Regions from separate parts of the Homo sapiens genome. Here region 1 is linked to region 2. The links are chromatin loops, found by intact Hi-C in ENCODE. Cell type or tissue: PC-3. All regions are shown on one strand. Each heading gives the region's core, and the rest is flanking DNA. Links, peaks and the distances in the headings are about the cores only.

Region 1 (5,387 bases), core at 171-5,170, 180 kb after region 2:
TGCCACTTCCTATCTTAGTACTGTACCATTTTCTTGGATTTCTGACAAAATCATGGCAGTTTTAGTTCTACAATAAACCATGATACATTCACTACATTGACTTTGGTGTAATAATATGGAAACCAATCAGAAGTAGTGTCTTAGCCTTTTCAGGCTGCTATAACAAAAATACCTTAGATTGGGTAATTTATAAACAAAAGAAATTTATTTCTCACAGTTCTGGAGGCTGGGAAGTCAAAGATTAAGGCACCAGTATTAATAGATTTGGCTTTCTCTTTGTTTCCAAAATAATACCTTCTTGCTGCAGCCTCACATGGCAGAGGGGAAAAGGGATGAACTCATTCCCTCAAGCCCTTTTATAAAGACACTAATCCCACTAATGAGGGTGGAGCCCTCATGACTTAATCATTTTCCAAAAGTCCCTACCTCAATATCATTGGATTGGGGATTAAGTTTAAACATAAATTTTGGAGCAACACAAACACTTAAACTATAGCAAGTGGCCTCTTCAAATAATTTATATTTATTATATAATTCTTAAACATAGCAAGCAATTATACAATATAAAATTATTGAATGTATTTGAACAAAACCATCTTATTAATACACAACACTAACACATGCGTATACACATTCCTTTGGATTGGGAGTACAGCGGCATATTATTTTAATCTCTATGTGTTGTCTGCCATGGTCTTTTAGTGCATTGTAGGTATAGTTGCTCTGTTTTTCTCCAGTGGCTACCTAGGCCATCAGTGTTGATTGGATTTAGTATAAAGGCTTTCGTTAGAGCTTCTTGTCTGAGACTTAACCTTCCAGCATTAGCAGAGGGAAAGAAAAACATGCACCCTTCCAGCTGGAGCAAATGTTATTGAGCTATAAAAATAGCATGCAGTTTAGTGAAGTTACATATTTCGGTTATATATGTGGTTAGTGCACTTTCTGGCTTTGTTGTCCTCACTCAACTGTTTGCAGGTTTACATATATATAAATTAGGTAACCTAATGTGTTGATTCTAGGTATAATTTTTGTACATCAGGCTCTGACACACCACCTACCTGGCTATAGTTTTGTGTATATGCCCAATAAGCAACCCTACAGTGTAATTCCTGTTAAGATGTGGGATCCTTCATGGGATACAGGCAGCTCTTATGGATTTACACTGATAAAGTACTATGTCCAGAACTGGGACTTTGAGTCTTAATTTATACTCACAAACATTCTAAATACCTTTTCTCTACTTGTCTAATATGTAGTCATTTGCATCTTGAATATCTGAAACCTAAACATTCCAAGTCTTCCAGCCTTCTATGCAAACCCCTTCTTTTCATATTTAAATAAATTGCTTGAATTCCCATCACATATACAGAGAGATCTGATCTCTTTCTTCCATGTTACCCAGCACCATCTTTCCTTGGTATATCTTGGAAATGTTGGAGCATGGCAGGCGATTACTGTTTACCAGTATCCATGTCCTCTCCCCAGGGGAAGATTGTTCTTCTTTGCTCTGTTGAAGAAGTATATCTTTGTTATGTGGCTTGCTTTGGCCAGTAAAATATGAGAGGAAGTGCTGTGTGTCATTTCCTGTTGCGTTGCCTCATTCTCCTTTCTCTTTGCCAAGAAATTGTTGCTATTTCAAATAGGGATTGCCTTGATGGTCAGCATGAAGATGATGACAATGTGAACAAGAGCCCCTAGCCAATCTATAATGAACTCTAACATGGGAGATAATCAAACCCCTGCACTTTTTCTTTGTTTGTTTGTTTTGAGACAGGGTCTCAGTCTGTCGCCCAGGCTGGAGTGCAGTGGCGTAATCTTGCCTCACTGCAGCCTAGACCTCTCTGGCTCAGGTGACCTTCCCACCTCAGCCTCCCAAGTAGCTGAGACTACAGGTGTGTGCGCCACCATGCCCAGCTAACTTGTGTGTGTGTATGTGTGTGCATGTGTATATCTATCTATCTCTATATATATCTATATATCTGTATCTGTATCTATATCTATATATCTATATTTTGTTGTTTGTTTGTTTGTTTTTGGTAGAGACAGGGTTTCACCATGTTGCCCAGGCTGGTCTTGAACTCCTGGGCTCAAGCCATCCACCCACCTTGACCTCCCAAAGTGCTGGGATTACAGGCGTGAGCCACTGTGCCCAGCCCAAACCTTTGCTCTTTTATACCACTGATACTTTGGGGTTGTTATTACAGCAAGCCCTAGGACCAAAAACAATGCCTGTCATGTAGCAGATGTTCATTAAATGCTTGATAAATATATGAACTTGAGCAAGGCACTTTCCAGAAATTTCAAACTGGAATACACTCCATCTTCCTTCTTCAATGTGATTATGTGCCTGGAAATTTGTAACATGAGATAAAGATGCAACGCTGTCTTAAAGCATAAGTTTTTCTAAAAGACATTTGAGGAAAAAAGCATTATTTAGAAATTAAAACAGACACATCTATCTTATGGAATAGTACACAAATCTCAAAGGAATTTTAAAGGAAAACTAGAAGTCTTCTAAGAATATTAATACCATTTGGGTACTGCCTCAGGTTATTTTTCCAAGAACCCTTGGACGTGATAATCTTTGAGTCTCAGTTTTATCCTCTATGAAGTACAATATTTGGACAAAGATGGAGGTGTCAAAGGCTTTTTAGGAGGGGTTATATGGTGTGAACAGCAGTGAACTGAGAGCCAGCAGCCTTGGGCTTCAGTCCTTGCTTTGCTGTATAAGTATAGGACTGTCAGGTCATTTAATCTTGAAATTTAGACTCAGGAAAAGATGTACTAACACTTCCGCTATCTGTCCCACTGGATTTTTTGAGAAACAATACATTTTAGAATACTTTGAAAATTATTAAACTCTATTATTCCAAATGAAAAGCGATAGGAAATTCTTAAAATCTTTTCAAATTTGAATACTTTATTTATATTCTGTTTCCACTGGGTGGCAGTATTTCACTTGCACTCTACTGTAATTTTTATAGTTTGTATATAATCTTATAGAAAAAAATTTGATAACTATTTTAAATAAGTACCTCATTGTTTCCCAACCTTATCTTTCTCCTTTCTCATCCCATGCACTCCCTTTCTCTCAAAGAATTCAGATAAACCACTACCATTCATTTAAAAAATCTTTAATGAAGTAAATGTGACTGCAGTCTCTTTAAGCTTAGCAATTTATTAAGAACTTCTGCTTCATTTGGGAATATGTATTAGATAGCTTAATTTTGCTCAGATATAAGCAGATTACTTTGATGTAGGTAATTAAAAGTAGTTAAAAATAACCTACAAAAATCTTGCTATTGGTTCTTTATGACAATTTTAAAATAATGTTTTTAAAATTAAGCTGATGGATGTCCTTTTTAACTGATAATACCAGTGATGCCTATTTTATCCTATCATCAGAAGATCATCACACAGTTGTTATGTGAAATCCTTGATGTTTATGACATGTTCGAGAAACACTTTATCATGGTTTCATATCAGTTAACTTTGTGTCAGAATTTCCTAGAAAATTAGTCCCACAAGATGAGTTAAATAAGAAAAGTATACTTGTAAAGCTTGGTGAATAATTCCTTGCTGACTTTTGTTGATATTAAGGTTTTGAGGTAAGTAATGGCATAAATGTGTTAGAGTAGTTGTATCCTACAGCATGAAGATCAGAGTCATTCAGCAGCGTAATGGATTGCTAGTTTTCACTTGTAAAGAGACTATCAGTGCAATTTTTAAACTGACATAATCACTGTATTCTGTATAAGAGAGTAATTGCCTTGAAAAATTAGGCTGTTTAAAGTTGTTTATAAAACTTGATGTAGATAGAATAAATATTTTTAAATGGCTAAAATGCTATGTAACATTTTAATTGTTTTGTGCCAAATCTTTGCTGTTTTCAGGAAGAAAAAAAGGAAGTTTTTTTTTAAAGAATATCTAAGGTCACATGTGGTGGCTCACACCTGTAATCCCAGCACTTTGGGAGGTCGAGGCGGGCAGATCACAAGGTCAGGAGATCGAGACCACCCTGGCTAACACGGCAAAACCCCGTCTCTCCTGAAAATACAGAAAATTAGCTGGGCGTGGTGGCGGACGCCTGTAGTTCCAGCTACTTGGGAGGCTGAGGCAGGAGAGTGGTGTGAACCCAGGAGGCAGAGCTTGCAGTGAGTGAGATGGTGCCACTGCACTCTAGCATGGGCAACAGAGCGAGACTCCGTCTCGAAAAAAAAAAAAAAAAGAAACATGTTTATCAAATTTGCTGATAAGAGAAAGTTGGGAGAGATAGCTGGTATTTTGTTTAAGATGAGCACTATTCAAAATATTTTGTCCCACAGATAGGAATAAACCAATAAGAAGAGATTAATAAAAGTTAACTCTTACATTTGCATTAAGTTATTTTATAAAAATAGAGAACAAGAGAAATTGCATTGATCACAAGTCAAAGAGAAAAGAGTTTGTAGTTTCAGTTTTAGGGTAAAGCTAGCATGGTTGGGCAGGGGTTGGGCAGAAATTGTAAACTATGTGAGTTACTGAAAAATCTTGTACCTTGGAAACACATAAGCCCAAGTGGAGTTACTGTTATTATGGTCTTGTCTTGATACATATAGGTCTGAACAAGGTTATTGTTAAAATAATTTGAGTTTGTTTTAGTAGTATACCTCTTTTGCATTAGTGTACAGTTTTGCAAAGACTAGGAGGACTGGAAGAGGTGTAAGGTAATAGTTAAGAGCTGTTACTGGTTGTTGAACATCAACTGTGATAGTTTCTATGTTAAATCTTTTAAATGGATTATCTCATTGAATTCTCTCACAACAGCCCTATGAGGCAGATAGGCATTTTTCTTTTTCTTTTTTTCTTCTTTTTGCAAATAAGAAAACAGACACAGTTTGCTTAAATGATTTTCTCATTACTGTTTACAAAGAGTAAATCATACAACTTGGAATGAAGTCTGAGTCTGAATCTTGAGCCCATGCACTTAACTGCTATAAAATACTGTCTTTCAAGAAAGAAGTTTTACGGAACCTACAAAGGAGAGTTTCGACAGAGGGTGGTCACTCTCATTAAGTATTGCACACAGGTAAAGAAATGTGAAAAATTATTATGGAAACTAGCAGATGACTTTGTTTAAAGTTTTTTTTCCATAGAGCATTGAGTGCAGATGCCATATTGCAGGACGCTGAAGAATGAATAGGGAAGTAAGAGTGCTGGGTGAGCACAGGGCTAGCTAGAGGCAAGAGAAGGCAATAAGAGATGCTGTTGGGCAGAGATGATTGGAAACCTGGAAGAGGAGGGATTTGGGGAGATTTAAAGCCAGGAATAGAATGAGAAGATTCTGTGTTATAGCGAAGAGGTATAAGCCAGACACAATCAAGAACTAGACAAATAACTGGTACTCT
Region 2 (5,387 bases), core at 73-5,072:
CTTTGAACAGAGGCTTGGCATATCTCACTTAAGTTTTAAAAGAATCATTCTGAGTGCTGTGATAGGGTGGGAGTGAAGGGGAGCAAGGAAGAGTAGAAGCAGGGAGAGTCTTGGAGGCTATTGCAGTCATCCTGGTGAGAGCTGAAGGTGACCTGACCATGGCAGTAGCAGTGCACATGATGAGGAGTGGTCAGGTTCTGGATATATTTTGAAGATAGAACTGATAGTACTTTTGGACAGACTAGACATGGGGTATGAGAGGGTCAAGGATAACACCATGGGTTTTGGCTTGGACAACTAGAAGGATGAAGTAACCTTCAACTGAGCTGGAGAAGTCTACAGGGTAGAGCAGATTTGGTAAGGGAAGAACAGACATCCAAATGGAGATTTCTATTCTGTAACTAGATGTACAAGTCCATTAAGTCACGAGACTGAATGAGATTACCTAGGAGTGAGTTTAGATAGAGACAGAGTTTAGATAGAGGACCATGGACTGAACTCCAGGGCACCAAAGTTCAGCTGTTCTAGGAGAGGAGAAGGAAGCAGCAAAGGTAACAAATAAAGATCAAACAGTGAGTTAGGAAGAAAACCAGAAGACAGGAGTGTCCTAGGAACCAAGTGAAAAATGTACCTCAAAGAAGAGGTTATGGTCACCTGTTTCAAGTGCTATGAAAAATGTCAAGGAAGATAAGGATTGAGAATTGATCATTAGATTTAGCAACATGGAGATCAAAACCAGGTTAAGTGGTAGAGGTGACAGCCTGACTTTAGTTTTGGAGAAAATGGGATTTTGTGTATTTCTTATTTAACAAATATTTGTATAACAAAGAGAGGTTAGGTAACTTGCCCATAGTCAGGCAGCTAGTAGAAGCAGTGGCAGATTTCAGGCACAGCCATTCTGCCTTCACAGTACAAGCTTTAACCACAGTGCACTGCTGCTTCTGTGTGGCTGGTAAGGCCAGTATTTTGAGGAGTTTTGCTGCAGAGAAAAGGAAGAGAATGAGATCAAGAGAGGTTTTTGTTTTCCTTTCAAATGGGAGAATTAGTAAGAAAATGATTCATTAGAGACAACAAAAACTAGTGAAGGAGAACAGGGAGAATGCTTGACAATGTCCTTGAGTAGGCAAGAGGATATGGGATCAAACACTGAAGTGGAGGAAGGGGTTGGTAGTAGGCAGAAGCATGGATATGTCATCCAGTAATAAGCAGGAAAGTACCTCATATGCCTTCCCTTTTATTACAGCAGAAGTGTCCCTTTTCTTTCAAAAGCCATCCATTCATTTGTCCTGGACTCCATTCTTTCTCATTTTTCAAGGACAGGTGTACATTTCCCTTGTACAGGTTGAGCATCCCTTAACTGAAATGCTTCAAGTGTTTTGCCTGTAGGATTTTTTCAGATTTTAGAATATTTGCATATACATAGTGAGATATCTTAGGAATGAAACCCCAGTCTAAACATGAAATTTATTTATGTTTCATATACAAATTCTACTCATAGCCTGAAGGTGATTTTATATAATATTTTAAATAATTTTGTGCACAAAACAACGTTTTTAATGTGTTTTGACTGTGACTCATCACGTGAAGTCAGGTGTTGAATCCTCCACTTGTCACGTTGGCACTCAAAAAGTTTTGGATTTTGGGTTTTTGGTTAGGGATACTCAACCTGTCATATATTACCCCATAAATATGTCTTAATATTATCCATCTTTAGAAAGAAAAAAACACTCTGATACATCCTACCTCCATCTCTACTTTTTTATCCCCCATTCTCTGTCAACCTGTCTGGTTGATTTTCTCCCCACCATATCACTGAAGTGAGACTTATAACATTTCTAGTGACCTACTTCTTGCCAGTGGTCTGAGGGTTCTTTGTCTACACCCCTTCGATGAATTTTTCCAGTCTTAGGGCTTTAGGTAGCTTTTACAGGTTGATGACTCTCAGGTGTATATCCCCCAGCCCAGACATGCCCATATAGCTCCTGTCCCAGGTGCATATATCCAGTTCTAGCTCTGCACACATATCTCTGGACTCACCTTGGATACCTGTCTAATAGGTATCTGATAGGTTTCACATGGACAAAACAAAACTGTGTTGCTTCTGCACTCTCACTCCCACCCTGAGCTTTCCCCATCTTATAATGTGGCACTGTCATCTGTTCCTGCCCAGATCAGAAATCTCGGACTCTTCTATATTTTTCTTTTCACATCTCACATGCCAGTCATCTTTTAAGTTTTGTCAGCTCTACCTCCAAAAGATATTCCAAATCTACTTGACTGCTATCTCCACTGACACAACCATAGTGCATCCACCCTTACTTACCCAGATGACTACAGGACTTCTTAACTGGCTTCTCTGGTGCTCTTCTTGCTGAGCAAGAAGTACATCCTCCACACGGTTGCCAAAGGGATTTCTAAAGTACAGTCAGGTATACATCAAATCATGCATACAAACCCACCAAGGGCTTCCCATTATAACCACGATAAAATTCAAATGCTTGGTCACATCCTGGAAGGCCCTGTGTGACCTGGCCCCTGCACATCTCTCCACCCTTATTTTCACCTCTCTCCCTCGCTTACAGGATGCTTCTGCCATGCCAGCCTTCTTTTGGCCTCTTGAACATGTTAGGCTTGTTCCAGGCATATTCCCTTCCCGGGGACTGTGTATGTATGTGCTGTTTCTTCTGTTTGGATATTCTTCCTACTCCTCCTTTGCCTACTGGCCTCATTCCCATCACTCTTTTTTCAGTTTGCATGTCAGCCTGTTCTCCCAGCATTATATTTACCTGAAACCGTCTTACTCTTTTATGTGTTTATTGTCTGTCTCTCATTAGAATGTCAGCTCATGGAGATTAAATAGTTCATTTTATTCGCTGCTGAACCCCTCCCAGCACCTGCCACAAGTGGGCACCAACTGACTGATGAATATAGCATATAAAATGTGAAGTCGGTTTGTACTGATTTGTTTTACTATGTTTTTAAGCTTAAAATTCTTCTGTACCTTTTAGACCTACTATTGTACACAGATTCTTAATTAAAGCAACAATAGAAGAAAGAATGCAGGCAATGCTGAAAACTGCTGAGAGAAGGTAGGTAATAATTTACCACAAGTAGAAGGGGGAAGGTTTTCCTGTTAAAAGTTTGTATCTTTAGAACTTCTTCACTTAGATGACAACGAAAAATATAGCACAAATACGTTTTTAAAAGCAAAGTCTGACGTTTTGCCTTTTCACTGTTTCCCAGTCAGTGCTCCAGACTTTGTATATTTGAATTAATTTATTAATTGTAACATGTAAATATAAACTATACTACATTCCTTTGCCACATTGGATCACTTTCTGAGGCTGGGAGTTCGAAACCAGCCTGGCCAACATGGTGAAACCCCATCTCTACTAAAAACACAAAAATTAGCCAGGCATGGTGACACGCACCATAGTCTTAGCTAGTCGGGAGGCTGAAGCAGGAGAATCGCTTGAACCCCGGAGGTGGAGGTTGCAGTGAGCCAAGATCGTGCCACTGCACTCCAGCCTGGGCAACAGAACGAGTCTGTGTCTCAAAAAAAAAAAAAAAAAAAACAAACTTGTTAAGGTTAATTGTGGTGTCAATCCAAAGACAAAACAAAAGCAGAGAGACTAAACCAGTCTTAATTTTAAAAGCTTGACTCTGGAATCATAGAACTTTCTAATATTTATGGTATAATTTATTTAAATCTTTTTGAAAACATAAATCTTTCTACATCTTTAGGAGGTAGGTAGGATTGGATGGTACCCAAGGAAGAGATTATTGCCTTAGAAGGGATTGTCACATAGCAAAGAAGCAATTTGAAACTAGAAATTTTCTTCCATTGATGGTTTCTGGGAAGGAAAGAGGCTTCCACAAGGGCCTTTTTACCTAAAACATGAAGGCTTTTTAAAGTTCTTGTTTTCCTTGTGTATCAGACTTCAGTGATTTTTATTTAGGTTGTTTTAATAAAATAGCAGTTATGAGTTGTTTGAAATTCTCTTGAAACAAATTAACTTCAGGTGGTAAGAAGGTAATTTGTAAGGTGAGAGCCTTAGTAGCAGTAGTCAAGAGTTTTATTCTTTGTTCTATTAATTGCACAGAGAAAAAACACTTTGACAAACACTAAAAGTAATATATAGAAATCTTCACTTTGACAAGGTATAACAAAGATTTTATCACTTGCTTTCCTCTGGGAGTTTCTTATATCCCAATTACAAAAACTTAAGAAAAAATATGTGTCTAGTTCGTATTACTACAAATATAATCGCTGATGGCTTGGGGTTTCTTTCTGACTGTGCTCATTTGGGAAACCTTGCAGTCACACGAACTCATCAGCAAAGCATTCAGAGGCCTCTGTCTTGACTGTGGCTGACCTGGCAGACCTATTTACCAAAGAAACTGAAGAGCTTGAATGAACTACACTTGATTCATTCCATGGACTTTAGTGTATTAATAAACTTTCATAGCTGTAGAGCAAAGTTACAAGTTTTAAAAACCCAGTAGATAACAGTAACACTGTTCCTAGTTGAATGAATTTGTTTATTGTTCTGGTTATACAGTGGCTTAGTACTTATTGAGTCCTTTTCAATATACTGTTTCCAAAAGATCTATAAAGATTCTTAATTTTACACTCCTAATAAAACATTTATTTTTTGTCCCAAATAGTATCTATATCTGATGATGCAAGGGAATTAAGAGAGGTAATGTGTACTTTTCTTATGATAAGATCACTCATAAAACAGTTGGAATAAGAAAGTAAACTAGTCTAGTTTTATATGACCTGGTATATTGAACAAACATAGATCTCAGTTTTGGAAGGGCCTTCAGTATCTTTAGCACATGATTCACCAATATCTTGTTAGTAATATTTTAAGTAGATGGTGAATTATATTAACCCATTTTTTGAGTAGGCTTATACCATAACTTTACACCTAGTAATTTTGCAGTAATACAACTCCTTACAATAAGTTAATGTTAGACAGTTATTTGTTTCTTCTGCATCTTGCTACTGAAAACAAAAACAATGAAAATATTCATATTTCTATTATGTGTAAAGTGGTGTTAGTGTAAACAGTTAACTCCAAATAGATTTTTTAATGTATTAATGATTACCTTAAAATTATCTGCTTTCCCTACTCTTAATTTTTCTTATTGTTAAAGTTTTTATATGTTGTAAGATTGATGTATCTGTAAATATTGCAGTTTTTATGATTTTGTTTTATTATAACATGGAAATATGGCAGGGTTTTTTTTTTAATCATTATTATACTGATGTCTTGGATTCTTTTTCTTTCCCATGTTCTTGTGTAACTAGACTTTTTAGCCAGTGATATCTGAATTCATGGTAGAGTTGTTATTTCACTCCAGTTGTTCCTCCCTTAAGC

The links. Hi-C counts contacts between places; a loop is a spot of excess contacts. Peaks named below come from ENCODE experiments on the same cell type or tissue, not always from the same donor. Only the 100,000 strongest peaks of a DNase experiment are listed, where the experiment ranks them.
Region 1: it touches region 2 in a loop (5-fold over the local background); 3 of 110 quality-filtered maps call a loop at or near these places.

The regions. Positions count from the first base shown.
Region 1 is chr6:145,701,935-145,707,321 of GRCh38, reverse strand. The region is part of intron 1 of EPM2A (EPM2A glucan phosphatase, laforin); the gene reads left to right. Among named protein-coding and RNA genes, the nearest start is that of EPM2A-DT, 30 kb to the left of the region's middle. In PC-3, for the core only: CTCF peaks have their summits at 2,698 and 2,913 (motif pointing right); no DNase peak of the experiment used is centred there.
Region 2 is chr6:145,885,722-145,891,108 of GRCh38, reverse strand. It overlaps SHPRH (SNF2 histone linker PHD RING helicase), which reads left to right. Exons shown (of 30, transcript NM_001042683.3): 29 at 3,009-3,089; 30 at 4,322-5,387. The coding sequence ends at 4,418. EPM2A-DT (EPM2A divergent transcript) reads right to left here. Exons shown (of 3, transcript NR_038246.1): 3 at 4,524-5,387. Among named protein-coding and RNA genes, the nearest start is that of FBXO30, 74 kb to the right of the region's middle. In PC-3, for the core only: a CTCF peak has its summit at 2,894 (motif pointing right); no DNase peak of the experiment used is centred there; H3K27ac peaks cover 947 bases.